Regions from separate parts of the Mus musculus genome. Here region 1 is linked to region 2. Evidence: chromatin loops called from intact Hi-C (ENCODE). Cell type or tissue: left cerebral cortex. All regions are shown on one strand.

Region 1 (8,000 bases), 96 kb before region 2:
CTTAGCTGTTCTTGATCTCTCTGAACCTCACAGGGCTGCTGTCCTTGTGTTCAGCAATGACTCCCTTTAATGTTAAGAAAACCCAGGACTGAGTAGACCATCGTGACTCCAAGCACTAAGGAGGCAAGTACCAGTCCCTCTGTAATATGGACATGAAAACAAGTGGTTAAACCATCATAATAGACAAGAAATGGCTGCTTTATTCTCCTTATTATCATAGTCCAATAGCTATCTCTCAGAGGAACTTGCTAAGCTCAAGATGGATCCCCTATATCCTCACATGCCCAGAACAGGAAGTCCTTACCCGCAAAGCCTGAGAATCATTTACCCCCTCATTTTCCTCTTCAAAATAATGGTAGATTGAAACAATGATCAAGAATACAAATTAGCTCAGCTGACTAGCCTGGGTATGGACAATCAGCTTATGCTTATGCCCGTGGGAGGCCTCTTCTCTTTCCAGTGGAGTCTCTAACCCACAGTGCCTACAGTCTGCAGGGAGAACATACGTAGATCTGTGTATTACTGGTTCTAGAAACAAACTAGCCAGAGGCTGACTCAGGAGCATCCTCCTATAGATTTTATCTTCTTTCATTTTTAAAGGGAAAAAAATCAAAATTAAGATCTAAAAGCGTGGATCACATACAATTTCTAAAACCAAGTCGATGAAAGGCTGGAATTGGGATGAGCATCGCCTTCTTGTACATTCTGTCACCCCCATGCCTCAGTTCTGTATGATTATAGTCTAGAAATAGGGATGTAGCTCAGTTGGTAGAGTGCTTGCTTAGAATAAAAGGGGCCCTAGGTTTCATCCACACCACTATATAAACTGGATGTGGTGACCTCTATCTGTAATCCTAGCAACTGGGGTATGGAGGCAGGAGGATAAGAAACTCATTACCCATCACCAGCTACATAAGGAGTTTGAACCCAGCTTGGGTTAAGAGAATGAATATATATATATATATATATATATATATATATGTATATATGTATATATATATGTATGTATAAATATATATACATATATATACGTATATGTATATATATATATATATATGCATCTCTTCTAGTGGCCTTGACCTTTCTACTTCAAAAATAGTCTTCAATTCTTCACTACTAAGAATTAGTGTTGCAAGGAACTTGGAACTTCACTTCGTTAAAGAAACGTGTGCTATAAACTGTGTCTGGGCAACTGGACAATAAAGCTTATCTTGCCACAACAGTTGTGGATGTCCAAAAAGTTGAATTCTATAGAACCCCATACACTGGTTTATTCCCAGGTGACAAGTGGCAGGATACATATCGAACCAATACTAGCACAAGCTGAAATTATGCACAGCTGTTTGTTTGCCAAGACTTTGCCCCGATTCACTAGCTACAGTACAGCTGCATATTCACACCCAAGCTTGCCATCTGACTTTCCATCATTGTGGGCTGCCCTGGGGCATGTATTGTAAGAGAAGAAGATGAAAACCCAGGGATGATGGATGGTGTCTAAAAGGAGGATACTCTCATTCCGAAGTGGTTCCAGCAAGCACAGAAACAGAATCTTGCCGTTCTTCTCAAAAGAAGCTAATGGCTAACCTATTTTTGCTGGATACCTATAAAGAACCTGTCACCCTGATTCCTAGCAATCTTCCTTAAAACAGCGTGTGTGCCTCACCTCTTCTCCAACAGAATCACTCAAAGTAGGTCAGAAATGTTACTTCCTTCCCCTCATTGATTTTCATTAAAAGAAGGCACTTTCTGGAGCATGAAAGGCAAAGGTAAACACACAAAGCAACTTCCAGTGACACCCTCTAGAAATTGTTGGCACAGTAAGTCTCGTTTTTCCCAAAAGCAGGAGAAAGATCTAATCACCCAGAATGTACCCTTCTTGGCTATAAAGCAGCAGTGATCTTAAACTGTAAAGTACTCAGCTACAGGACTTCAACCAGGTGAAGAACCTCCCCAAAGGAACATATTTGCTTTGCCCATTCTAATTTTCTACATCACCAACCCGCCTCTTTCCTAAGTACTTTCTTCTCTGCCTTCTTCACATCCATGTCTTGCCAGAATGTCAAGAGACCACACTGTTCTGTATTTGAAAGCTGAGAGCTTGAGAATTGGATGAAAGCATTTGTGGAGACTGGGGAGCAGAGAAATCAGGAGAGGGAGGGTGAGTATCTAGGTCTCTCAAAAGCTATAAAGCCTTAGTTTTCTAAATCCTATGGGGCAGGGCTTCCCCAGTCTCCTCCCCTTCCTGAAATTTCTTTCTCAAACCCAGGTCCTGAGACCTGGCTCTCCAAAGGGGGCGCAGCAAAGTCCTTCAGAAACCCCCAAACACCAGCACGGAGAGAAATACACCACCAGAAAGACAGAAAGCCTCTACACCCGCTCCTAGCCAGCTAGCAGGGGCGAGCAACTTCATCCCTGGGCAAAACGAACGCCCCTGTCCTCCAAACCCGAAAAAGGTGATGGTCACTCTGAGCCCAGGTCCCCGAGATCGCCCCACCCCACACCCCGCCTCAAACTCCAAGTGGGGACCCGGTGCTGCTCACCTCTTGGCACGCAGGAAGCGGGCGGCCAGAGGAGGACGAGTCTCCAGCCCAAACTGCCTGGCAGCCTGCGAGCGCCCAGCAGCAAATCCAGGCGGGGCTCCAGGGCAGCGAGAGCGCGCGGCGGGGACCCCCGGCCGGTCGCCCCCGATCCCTGCCTTTCGCCCGCCGCAGGGTGAGCAGCAGCATCCCGGCACTGAATGGACTCCGGCGAGGAGTCTGGGAAGCGAGGACCGTGCTCTTGCCTCCTCTGGGCTCAGCTCAACTGGGCTGATCTGCACGCTTACAGCTCGGCCGCTCGCAGCGCGGGCAGCCGGCGCCCGAGCTCCCGTCACGCCAGAGGGAGGGACCGTGGGACGCGGGCGCGGCGCGGGGGCGGGACGTGGGGCGGGGACGCGGGAGCCGGGAGCAGGTGGCGCGGGCTGCGGCTGAGGCCCAGCCCAGCACGCGTGGAGCGGTGGCGCTGCCAACCGCGCAGGAGCCTTGTGACAAGATTGAGGGATTCAGAGAGACCAGAGACTCCGGAGTGTCGCTCCTCTCTAGACCCCTGTCGACACCCTAGGGATATCTCTTATAAGGATCCACGCCTCAGAATGAATTTCTACAAGATTAGGGTTTGCTGAAATGGCAGAGAGGAAAGAGGCCTGAGGTTTGTAGTATTGAGCTCGGTTATCTCATCTATTTAATGAAAATGATAACAGTAGCCACCACGTGAGGTCGCCATGCGGGTTAATTAAGTTGATGTGCACAAAGCTCTTGGAAGGGTGCCTGCCTCACAGTAGATGGGAAAAAAGTGGTGGTACCAAACCTACTTCCTGCTGATTTAGGTATTATTTCATACAGATGTGTAGCTTTTGGCGAACAAACCTTTTTGCTTCTGGGAAAGCATTTATCCTGTACAAAAGCTGCAGTGGTGGTCTATTTTATGTGACCCACACGCACACACTAGGCAGTGAAGGGTGATATGTCAATGGGAGGAGCTCAAGGATCCTCTGACCCAACTGACACACTAAATATAAATGGACCTGAATATGTCTGCAGCAGCTACGTTCACTCAAATATATATACATTTCCTTTCGGTTTTCTTCCACTTACAGTTTAGGAGTAGCCAAACAGGTAGGTGGCTCTGTTATCGCTTCGGTTTTTATTTCCTTTGTTTGTTTTTTTATTCTTTAATCCACCAAGAATTTATGTGAGCCAAATTTATATTATCTTTGTCAACAATTAACCATATGTCTATGAATTAAAAACACTTTCTTTATTAAAACAAAGCCCATTTTATTCAACATAAGTAGATTAAAGTACAGATTTGCCTAAATAGCATTCTTTGTAACTCTCAATTAATAATTTCCTCTTAAAGGATTAAACAGCTTAGAGTTACTAAGTATACATTGCTTTTCTTTTGTGCAGGGTACATCAGAGGTGAACTTCAGTAACACACAACAGTCACAGAACTACATCAACAGCACCACAGCTACAGGCATACGTTCTACATAGATTTTTCTTCTTGCAAGTAAACCAGATTGCAATATTAAATGACCAAAAAATTTAAATCCTCTAAGCACAAAAATGTTAGTAAGTATGAATTCAAGTAGCGAATGTTTGAAACATAAATTTTATGTAAGCGGAATGAAATATTATAAAAGTGTTTCTATATGAACCTCGGAATGAGAACAATTCTAGAAAATGTGCGTGTGGATTATGCACTCCGGAACACGGATATTCTTGAAAACAATTTGACAGCATACTAAAATATTTTTACTCAGTCAGGGAACATGATGGAAGAGGAGACCAAACAAATATAAGAGCCAGAAGGAAGATAAAGAGGAGGGCTGCCTCAGGCTATCTCTAAGTACCACATAGCCTTCACAGTCCTGAATTCACATCAGCCACGCCCAGTGCACTGGGCTGTTAACAGGAAATCATGGGTCCCAGGGGACTGTAGCTCTCCTTCATGAACTATTGACTACTGATGAATTCTGGAGGAGGGACAGTTATTGCGTTCACTTGTGTCCCCAGAAGTGAGCCCACCAGGTGAATGTGTGAGCTACCAACCCACATTCACACAGATGTCCCTGGTTATGCTCAGGTGGTGACAAGACAGAACAAAAAAGCAAGCATTGAGTGTAGAAAGGGACCTGTCCGGGAAAACAGGAATGGGAGGAAGATAAGGGAGGGAAAAGTGGGAGGCACCACAGCACATTATAAACATATTTGAAATTGCCAAAGAATAAACTTAATTAGAGTTATCAAAGTATGAGTACGCCTTTAGCTTTTTAAATTTTTATTTAATTTTTTCATACACTATATATTGATATTTTTCCCTTCCCTAACTCCTTCCAGATCCTCCCCACCTCACTACCCACCCAACTTCATGTTCTTTCTGTCTTTCTGGTCATTTTTAATTCTAGCCATCTAAGAACTAGTGATTAAGGAGAGCAAGATTTTACATTCACTGTTGTTTAATTAAAAATTAAATAGCCTAAGTGCCCCCAAAAGGGGGATAGTTAAGTAAGTTATGCTCCTTCCTGTGGTAAAACTATACTGATATTAAAGTTGTATTTTCAGAGAATACTAAGAGACTTAAGGAAGTGCAATGATACTTTATCAATGTTTAAAACCTGGAGACTCACCTTAAGTAGCTGGTCTCCAGGTGTGGCAGGAGAGAGTAGGGTGTGCAGTTGGGGTGGGTTTATTGAAGAAGCCTGGTTAAAACAAAACCAAAGCTGTTGGCAGAGGTTTTCTAATAAACTAATAGCAAGACAGCTGTTTGCTTTCCTTTCTTCTTCTTTTTTTTTTACAGTATTTGTTTTCACATTCTCCATAATTATTGTAGTCTTATTATAGCCATTATGTATCATTTGCATTCTCTGTGTTCTTTTTTTGTCAAACAATTCAGCCATGGGAGAGGGATCAAATGCGCACATAAAAATGTCAAGACCAACACTTCATCAATGTTATTTGTAAAACAAAAAAAAAAAAGGTAAATGAAACTTAAATATCTAAAACTAAGGGAAAATGAAACAAATAATGTTATATGTAAAAGAAACTCTTTATACAAATTAAGTTTAGTGGAATTTGAGGGATGTAAATATTCATGAACCAAATAGCACCATAAACCAGAGAGCTCCACCTCACAGCATCAGAGAGACTTCATTTGGAGACTATGACATAGAGGAATAACCTAATTGCAAACACTGTATCCTCAGCCCTTTTACAGGGATAACTTATCAAAAACACATAAGCTATGAATTCATTGGTATAAATATCATGTCAAAATGACCCATTTTCCATAATATGCCAATATTCTGATTGGTTTCTGTTGCATATAGTTGTACTAATGCTGTGTAGCTGTAAAACTCAAAGAGAGAGAGAGAGAGAGAGAGAGAGAGAGAGAGAGAGAGAGAGAGAGAGGAGAGAGAGAGAAGAGAGAAGAGAGAGGAGAGAGAGGAGAGAGAGAGAGGAGAGAGAGAAAGAGGAGAGAGAGAGAGAGAAAGCGAGTGTAGAGAGAGAGGAGAGAGAGGAGAGAGAGGAGAGAGAGGAGAGAGGGGAGAGAGAGAGAGGAGAGAGAGAGAGAGAGAGAGAGAGAGAGAGAGAGAGAGAGAGAGAGAGAGAAAGCGAGTGTAATTGGTCACAGCATTTGCCAAATTTAGCTTACAACCTGTGATTGGCTGGAAAGGCAGCCAATCTCAGATAGCTGTTAAAAGAATATGCTCTTCAGTTAGATCACAGTTCCCTGTTACACTAACTTGGGTTGAAGTCAGCTGCAGGTGGAGGCACCTTCAACATAATCTCATTTGACATGTTTATGGCATTTTACCCAACTACAAAGAAAGGTACCTGACACAGGAAACACTTGGGAACTTTTTCCACTCAGTGAGGAAGACAATCATGCAAAGCAATTGTTATGTGCAGGATATTTTATGTATTAAATTTATTTATCAATATATTTTATGTATTAAAACACGGGCAGATTTCATTTAATTAAAAGGAGTGAAAAATTAGGAGGGCATATAAAGAGGGCTTCACCTGAACTCCTAATTTTGTGCAGGGGGTGCGTGCATGCGCACACTCACAAGTGTGTGTGTGTGTATGTGTGTGTGTGTGTGTGTGTGTGTGTGTGTGTGTGAGTGTGCCTACATAAAGATTAATGGTCAACTCTGGGTATGTTCCTCTGTCACTCTCCACCATGTTTTTTGAGACAAGGTCTATCACTAAACCTAGAGCTCAGGATTCATCTTGGCCAGCTCTACAAGAAATGCCTTGGATCTTCCTGTCCCTTCTCCATCTTCTTCCAGTTCCCAGACACATCCCAACATGCCCAGCTTCTATCTGGATTTTGTGAATCTAAATTCAGGTTCTTTTGCATGCACAGAAAGCACTTTACCTACTGAGCTTTCCCCCAAGCACTCGACTCTTCCCATATTATTCTTAGTTTTTGTTTAGTTTCTAAGGTCTATTTTATTTATGTGTATTATGTGCTCTATATGTGCATGCTGTGTGTGTGTGCAGATGCCCACAGAAGCCAGAAGTGGGTTTTGAATCCTGTGTAGATAAAGTTAAAGCTGGCTCTGGGCCACCCATCAACCCAACTCAGGTCCTCTGCAGGAGCATTGCTGAGTCATCTCTCCAGCCCCAGTATTTTATTTTTCAAATGAAAGATGGCTCAAAGAGGGATAGAGGAGAAAGAAAATGTATGAAGCAAATATAAAGGTAATGTTTTGTTGTATTGGGTGGCAGTTATGATAATAACTAGCATTTACTGGACATTTAGTAAATAAATACTTAGGAGTATTCTAAGATCAAGTACTTTGTTTAGTCCTGAATATCCTGTGATATAAGTCACCCTACCCTATTTTATAGATAAAGAAAGAAAACCATAGTTTTCTCAGCAGGAAACAGCGCAGGATTTCAGACACTGGCAGATTTGTTTCACTGCTTAGAGAGTTAGCTTTGTTATTCTCTGTACATTTCCATGCTTTTGAAATACCTAATAATTGAAATTACTGTGTGGAATCCATCTTAGTTAGGTTTAAAATTCCACATTAAGAATCATGAAAGAGGGGCCACCATGGCGGACAGCGGCCCCGCGGGGGGCGCGGCGTTAGCTGCCCCGGCCCCCGGGCCGGGCAGTGGCAGCACAGGGCCCCGAGTCTACTTCCAGAGTCCCCCTGGGGCCGCAGGCGAAGGCCCGGGGGGCGCTGATGACGATGGCCCGGTGAGACGGCAAGGGAAGGTCACCGTCAAGTACGACCGCAAGGAGCTACGGAAGCGCCTCAACCTGGAGGAGTGGATTTTAGAACAGCTCACGCGACTCTACGACTGCCAGGAGGAGGAGATCCCGGAGCTCGAGATAGATGTGGATGAACTTTTAGACATGGAGAGTGATGATACCCGGGCTGCTAGGGTCAAGGAGCTGTTAGTTGACTGTTACAAACCCACTGAGGCCTTCATCTCTGGCCT
Region 2 (8,000 bases):
TCAAACATAACTTTCTCCAAACTCCTGTAGAGGGGACTGGATTCAATATCACTGAGTTATACCTAATACCACTCTGATCTAATCTCTGCACCCCTGGAAGGAACTCAAGTAATTGTCTTTTAAAAATTTAGAGGCATCTTTACAGTCTAGGATATTCTACATATTGTTTATCTTCTAAAAACACTAGTAATTCCCAGGTACATATCCCTTTCAAACTCTACTTCCGTGATACAATGTTGAAGACAGAAATTCCAAGATTGAGTATAATTTTAGTGCAAAAAAATACTGCCTATCTGAGGTGACAGATATGCCATTTATGATATGACTATTACATTATCCACATACCACAGTAAATTCCACACACACACACACACACACACACACACACACACACACATATATACATATATATATATGCACACACACATATATACATACATATATATATATATACATACATATATATTTCATGCAACTATTTCGTTTCACATATGACTAAGAGCATATGGTTCTTGTCTTTCTGCGTCTTTTTATTTCACCTAACATAATGTTTTCCAGTTCCATCTATGTTGTCGCAAGTGACATTTTAATTTTTATGTTGAGTAGTATTTTTCCCACATTATCTCTCTTCACTTACTGTTCATGAAAACTTGGCTAGTTTCTGTTTTTTGGCTATCATGTGCAGCAGTACAGTAACTATGAGGGTCAATGTCACTTTGACAGGCTGATTACCTTCCCTTCCCTTTGTATCCCTGTAGTAGGACTGCTTCATCTATTCTGTTCTCTATAACACTTAATCTAATTTATATTCCTATCAACAGTGTGCAAGGGTAAGGAATACTGAAATTCTCTAACTCTTAATTTTATCAAAATGTTGTTATGGTAAAAAAGACAGGTAGGGACACATAGTCTCACTTATATCCTCTGCATCAGTCAGCCACTAGAGAGTACTTTACTTACGGTTACCACTTCAAACAACGTGCTATGATGTATAGGGCATTGTTGTATTATTAGATATGTTTCCTTCAGTTGATTAGCAATGCAATGCTAAGATGGAATGAGTTTCCTCTCAGAAGAGAGTCAAGAAAGTTTAATCAAGATCAATAATGTCATTAATAGAGAATGACACCACCTCATACAATTCTTTGGCAATGTTAAAGAAAAGAGTAAAGCATCATGCGAAAGAGGCTATGTAAAAACAAGCCAACAACAGCCAAAAACACAGCCTATCTAGTGCAGTGGAATAGAGAAAGGAAATCCACCTTATTTCAGGTAGTGCCTATGATAGCCTTTTATCTTTCTACACCAGGTTGAACCAATACAAAGAACAAAGTTCTACAAACCTTCATTTGAAATATAAATAGATACAGGGGAAAGTTAGCGATTTTCCTTACTGTTGAAGTCACTTATTTCCTTACCCAGGCTTATCAAACAGCTGTAGTACTGAGACAATGACTATAACTATAAAATATGATTGTGTGTGTGTGTGTGTGTGTGTGTGTGAGTGTGTGTATTCTTCAAGTTTCAACTGATGGCCCATTGAAATGCCACATTTCTAATCCTGTTAGTGCAATATCATTCAATTAGGTAACTGTATATTATTTGTCTTCACTACCTACTTAATATGCAGTGTAAAAAAGCATTATGCTTTGAAGTTTAATTTACTATGGTTATATTTAATACAATATAGACATTCATAAATTACTAGAGAAGTATTAAAACCCAGGTTGAGATTTGCAGAGATGGCTTAGTTGGTAAAGTGCTGGCCACAGTATAAAGTTATAAATTTTACTGTCACTATCATGTAAAATCAAAACAAAATATCAGGGAGTTAAGGGAGGGCACCTCTAATAGGTACCTATGCGTGTGAAGGAAGCAGAAAGAGGAGGAACTTTGGGCTCACTGACAAGTCAGTCTAATCAAATTAGTGAGCTCCAGGTGAGTGAGGGAGCCAGGCTAAAAACAAAACAGAGAGTGATGGAGAAACACACTTGACCTCCAGTCTTCACATGCACCCACTTGCACCCCTGGACATATGATACACACACAAGAACACTCACATGCACACACACACACACACACACACACACACACACACACACACACGTCAGCAGCAGCATCACCGTCATCATCATCAAACACAACAGTTCTATTGTCCCATGATTGATGTTTTGTGTAAAAACAAATGATCTCTAATACCTCAGAAGACAGGCAACAACTCACAATACCCTAACTAAACAAGAGCAATGGACGTTGACCATCTTTTCTAATATTTGCAGTTTGGCTTCATGTAAAGGCAGCAAGTAATTTGATTCATATACTGTCATCGTTTCTCATCAAGTTAATTAGGAAAACGTTTATAGACAGTTGCTGTGATGTAGTAAACTGGCATCTTAAACACAAGATATTGCATGGTATGATCTAGGTATGTCACTGTAGAGGAGTGGTTCTGATACTCTGATTTAATCAAGAATCTGCGAGTACTGATGCTGAAGTTCCTTGTCTCCAATTGGTTCTTGATCAATCAATAAAGATGCCAGTGGCTAATGACTGGGCAGAAAGAAAGAGGACAGATATCCAGGTTCCTGCAGGCTATGAGAGAAGAGGAGAATTGAGATACTTAGTGGGGAGAGGGACAGAACAGACTCGGAGCTGCAGGGAAGATCTTCCAAAATGTAGGTGTAAAAGGAAAGTGGCCCATGGGCTTAAGAGAAGGTAAATAGGCGACCAAGCGAAGGGCAGATTTTAAGGTGTTGAGCTAAGAGTAAAGGTAACTGGACAACCAAACTGAGAGCAGATTTAGAGGTGTTGAGCTAGGAGGAAAGATAACTGGGCAGCTAATTTGAGGGAGGATTATAGGTGTTGTGCTAGGAGTAAAGGTAAGGGAAAGATAGAGAGCCCAGACACAGAGCCAATAAGGCAGGTTACAATGATCGTGTGTGTGTGTGTGTGTGTGTGTGTGTGTGTGTGTGTGTGTGTGTCTTTCATCTGCAGATCCAAGATAGTTCCTGGGCGTGTGTGCACATGCAACCAAGTGGTAACACAAAGCAGACAGCCAAAAACTACCAGCAACATGTCACAATGTGAGCTGTCCCCTAGAATGTAGATGCTATGAAGGCAGAATTTTCATCTATCTTGAGTGTAACCATAGTCTCTGTGTCTAAAATAATGCTCAGCACTAAGGAGGTTCTCAGGAATATCTGCTAAATAGAATGAGTGAGTACACATATCATAAACGTGTGAGCTCCTAAAAGCGGTGAAGGCACCCACTTCCTTCTCTTCTGCTGCACATGAAACGGACTGAAAGAAATGAGCAGCAATCTGCAACACATCTTTGCCTTATTTGGATTCAGAGCACAAGACCTACTCTTAGGGTTTTATTATTGAGTTTGGGCCTGAGTTCTTTTCTGTTCTATACATATCACTAGCAATTCAAGCCTCCATAATTCCATCTACTGGTAATGCTACTACTCTGAAAAAGATCTCACTGAACAATGGAGACACCTGCTGGTTAAATGATATGCTTTAAAATGTCACATCTAATCAACAAGAATTAACCAGCAGATGTGACATACTGTTAAAACTGACCTTCCTTTTGAAAAATAGTAAATGACAGCATTTATTTTCTTTCTTAATATGGTGATACTCAAAAAAAAAAAAACAAAAAAGACTGTGTTCTGCAACAATATGAACTAACCAGTACCCCGCCTGTCTCTAGCTGCATATATATCAGAAGATGGCCTGGTCGGCCATCACTGGAAAGAGAGGCCCATTGGTCGTGCAGACTTTATATGCCTCAGTACAGGGGAACGCCAGGGCCAAGAGGTGGGAGTGGGTGGGTGGGGGAGTGGGTGTGGGAGGGTGTGGGGGACTTTTGGGATAGCATTGGAAATGTAAATGAAATACATACCCAATAATAAAAAAATAATAAATAATAAATAAATAAATAAAGACTGTGTTCTGCAGACAGGTACTACTGCAAAAAATGTTTAGTTTTTTTCTAATTCTTTAGTTAAAGACAATTTTTTTAACTATCCAATAAGTTGAAATATTGTGTCATATGCTGGCAAATTAAAGCTCTCACATGATAGAGGTGGGTGATATATCTTCTTGGCTCTGTCAGGGCATGTGCTCAGCTCTAGTCTTACGAATACTGTTCTTTAAACTGATAAGAACAGATACCACACTTGATCTTAGACAAAAGGCTGAGAAGTGATATAGTGCCTTTAAAAAGAAGGAAGTTCTGCAACATCTAACAACATGGATAAACTTTGCATATATGATGCAAAATGAAGTTAGTCAGCCACAGAAACAAATACATTATTGTACTTAAATAAAGTGTCTAAAATAGTCAAACTTGTAGAATCAAAGATTCATAAAATCAAAGAGCAATATTGTAGTCACAAGGGATTGAGGGAAAGAGGAAATGGGAATTACTTATTAATGGGCATAAAATCTTAAGATAGATAACTAAGGTCCAGAAACATTCTGTACAGGATTGAACACATACAGTGTGTGTGTGTGTGAAAGAGAGAGAGAGAGAGAGCGCTCATACATTAATACTAAATTAAGTGCTTCATGGTTATACTAAGTCATATTAAGTCATAGGGCTTCATACATTCATACTAAAAGAATTTAGCAAGATGGTTGATCTTATGTTCTTTCCAAAGGCAAATAAATTTTAAAGTCAGGTAATATCTGAACAGGACTTGATCTATCACTTGCATGAGGTGTGCCATTGTTATTTTGTGCTATATAGGAAAGTAACTTTCTATAAATATGTTTTTATTGCACTATTACGGACAAACATCTTCCATCTCCCAGCCCCTTTTGTGATATTTGTGCTCATTTTTCTAGGCTCTGCTTCAATCCTTTCTCAGCAAGGCCTGATGTTCTCTGTGTACAGTATAATTTCATACTATCCCTGCTTTACTCCTCACTGGATAGAAGTGTATGAAACCTTAGACCTCCATTCCCATGACAACTGAAATTTTCCAGTTGTTGAACAACTGGAACATGTTTCAACAATTTTCTTTCTTAATAACCCAATCACTCTCAGCATCATCTACTGCAAAAGAAAAGGAACTGAAAAGGGCAAAGGGAGGTTTTTTTTTCCCCCAGGTTAAAGAATTAGAGTATAGAAATGAGACAGAGACACAAAAAAGGATTTGGAGAAAAAGGGTTTTGGGCTGGAATTCATTTACAGCCCAGAGGAAAGCCTTCCTGGAGAATCTGAGCCAGAGTGAGGTGGGGGCTGCACAGAGCAAACTGCTCATTGCTGCACAAGCATTAGGGTCCCCATCAGTTCCCCCAAAGCTTTGGGATGCCAACAGCATAGTAACAGGATTCATACACTGTACAGAAAGAAAAATTACAGAGGATTTTCCTTTTACTTTGAAAAATATCTTTTGTCTGTAACATACCATCTACTTCCATGTTTGAATACATAGTAAAGAACATGAAACAGAATCCACACCTTCGTAGTCCAGATACTTTTATATTAATGACTTAACTTTTAAAAAGAGAAAGTTAACGTATATGGGGACCTGTGCCTGTAACACTAGCATTCAGGAGACTGAGGCAAGAGGATCCTGACTTCAACAACAGTCTCAGCTCTGAGGAAGAGCAGGTCTCAAAATCAAGTGGAGTGGGGGTGGCGACAGCGGTGAAGAGAAGAGAAAACAGTAAGGGAGGAAACGCCATCAGCACTGAATCCACAATGACGTTCATGAATCTTATCCAACACAGGGAACACAGGAAATCACACAGAGCAAAAGCCATTAGTAAGCTGTAAATGTTTTTATGCCATAATTTCTGCTTGGGACGGCAATATTTCTCATCTTTATTTTTTCTATAAGACACCTAAACCCTACTTAAATTCAAGTATATTTAAAATCTTATGCATAATCTCACTGCACTCTGACTAAGAAGAAAAGTAGGTGTAACTACAGACAGGTATTCTGGAATTCAAATCACATTCTAGAAAATCTTTATAATAATTATTCAGGTTAAAAGTCTAGAGGTATTACTGTAATGCTAGATTTACATTTTAAATATCATTATTATGACTTATCATGTTTTGTTATGCTTCCTTAGTCAAAACTCCCAATCCAAGGCAGTTGGTAAAAACTAGAATTTGTCTTCCCAATATCAGGTGATGTTGAGTCCTGCACGGTCCTGCATGGAAGAGACAGTGTGACATGTTTTCTCGACCCTGGAGCAGATCCAGGAGGGTGTGGGTCTCCATGAGTGTTGAGGATTGTTGGGCACGAGGCTTGTTTGTATAAAAATATGTAGATATATTAGTTCATGTTTCTCCTTCAGGAAATAGTCTCCCAGCCAAAGTTATTGGGAAAAATTTTCCCTGACATGATTAAAGGGGAATGTCCTCTCTACCAAGGTTAATGACTCCATAATAATCAGAAACAGCACGAGTCTGAGAGGTGAGGGTAGGTCTATGTCCTTAGCCAAAAAAAAAAAAGTAAACATGTGACCTTCAGGACAGTCCTTCAGGCTATGGGAATGAACTCTGAAAACATGAGTTCAAAAATATATAATTTATCGACTGTGCAAAATATAAGGATGCAATATGAATCATAGGAAGGGCTTCATGGACCTTAAAGAACCGAGGCAGCTGCACTACGTGCCAGCTCTTCAGAAAGTTAAAAAGAGCCGGCAGATACAAAGGTGGGCGGATTCCTGAGTTCAAGGTCGGTCAGGGGCTCAGTGAATTTAGGTCCAGGCAGGGTCAGAATGGTAATCTCTGGATGGGATGCCACCCAGATAAGTTTATTGTCTGTGCTTACAAAGGTAAGCAGTTCTCTGAATTCATTTGCAATGTTTAAAAAAAAATGCGCTTGTTGTCATTTTTTTTTCCCTCAACCCGGGGCCCTGTTCCTCCACCACCACTGCATTTTTTTTTCCAATCAGTGGGCTGGGGACAAGGAATGTTGATTTGTGGGCTAGTCAAAATGGAGGCAGAAGTAAATAACTAAACTGATATGTAAATAAAAGACTGGGCTTTGGTCTTTGAGAGCTGAGCTATCTCAATGAGCTGTCTGGAGATCTACAGAGAAAATTGTCTTAAACAATAATCTTTCCTCGCCTTTCTGTTTTCCAGACAGAAATAAATTTTTTTCTCTACTTTATTTGAAATAAAAAATAAGACCCCTATCTGAAGGATCCCATTTCAAGGGCCATAAAAAAATAATGCCATACACCAGCTACTCTGATTATTCTTATTCTTAAATTGCATTTATTCCTAAGATAGGCAGGGAATTTCACACTGAGCATAGTTGCTTACGGCTGAGGGCATTTGGTTCTTGGGAAGTAGTCAGCCCCACACTTTGAAGCACAGGCTCAAGTATCTAATCATAGCTGGCTGCTGTTGGGGAAGTTTTGTGAGGCTAGGGGTTGTCACAAGAAAACATGCAGAAATTTTCCACCCACAGCGAAAATTAACAGTCTCCTATGGGAAGTTATAAAGCACAACTAGACTAGCCTGATCATACTGAGTCTGCTCCACACTCCCCCGTGCAGAACAGACTGTCCTTTAAGCATTCCAAGCGAGAATCCTGGGGTGATCACTGTTGCCCATGTGCCTTCTGACTGAGCTTTAGTGCTGTTCCATGTTACATCTTCCAGTAGCTCCAAAATTGTTCTCTGAGGAGCAAGTGTCTTTTTTTGGTTTTTCGAGACAGGGTTTCTCTTTATAGCTCTGGCTGTCCTATAGCTCACTCTGTAGACCAGGCTGGCCTCGAACTCAGAAATCCGCCTACCTCTGCCTTCCAAGTGCTGGGATTAAAGGCGTGCACCTCCACGCCCGGCTGAGGAGCAAGCGTCTTGTTCCTGGACTTTTCTGCGGTGGTCTAGTGATATGCCCAGCAGGGACTATGGCAGAGTCCAACCCTTTTCAGCCAGAGCTACACAGCGAAGGTTAGTAGCCTTCAATACATTGAGCATTGTTGTATTACCAAGTGTTGGGCAACAAAAGGTCTTTC

Evidence for each region. Hi-C counts contacts between places; a loop is a spot of excess contacts. Peaks named below come from ENCODE experiments on the same cell type or tissue, not always from the same donor. Only the 100,000 strongest peaks of a DNase experiment are listed, where the experiment ranks them.
Region 1: a loop joins it to region 2, with 4 times the contacts of the local background. A loop is called at or near these places in 11 of 42 quality-filtered maps.

What each region holds. Positions count from the first base shown.
Region 1 is chr5:9,260,997-9,268,996 of GRCm38, reverse strand. It overlaps Elapor2 (endosome-lysosome associated apoptosis and autophagy regulator family member 2), which reads right to left and starts at 2,879. Exons shown (of 22, transcript NM_172706.4): 1 at 2,541-2,879. The coding sequence starts at 2,726. It also overlaps the pseudogene Gm7332. In left cerebral cortex, a CTCF peak has its summit at 2,282; DNase peaks (open chromatin) are centred at 1,451, 2,193 and 3,002; H3K4me3 peaks cover 2,249 bases; H3K27ac peaks cover 1,833 bases.
Region 2 is chr5:9,165,280-9,173,279 of GRCm38, reverse strand. It overlaps the pseudogene Gm24666. Among named protein-coding and RNA genes, the nearest start is that of Dmtf1, 7.5 kb to the right of the region's middle. In left cerebral cortex, a CTCF peak has its summit at 3,504 (motif pointing left); DNase peaks (open chromatin) are centred at 3,454 and 7,581.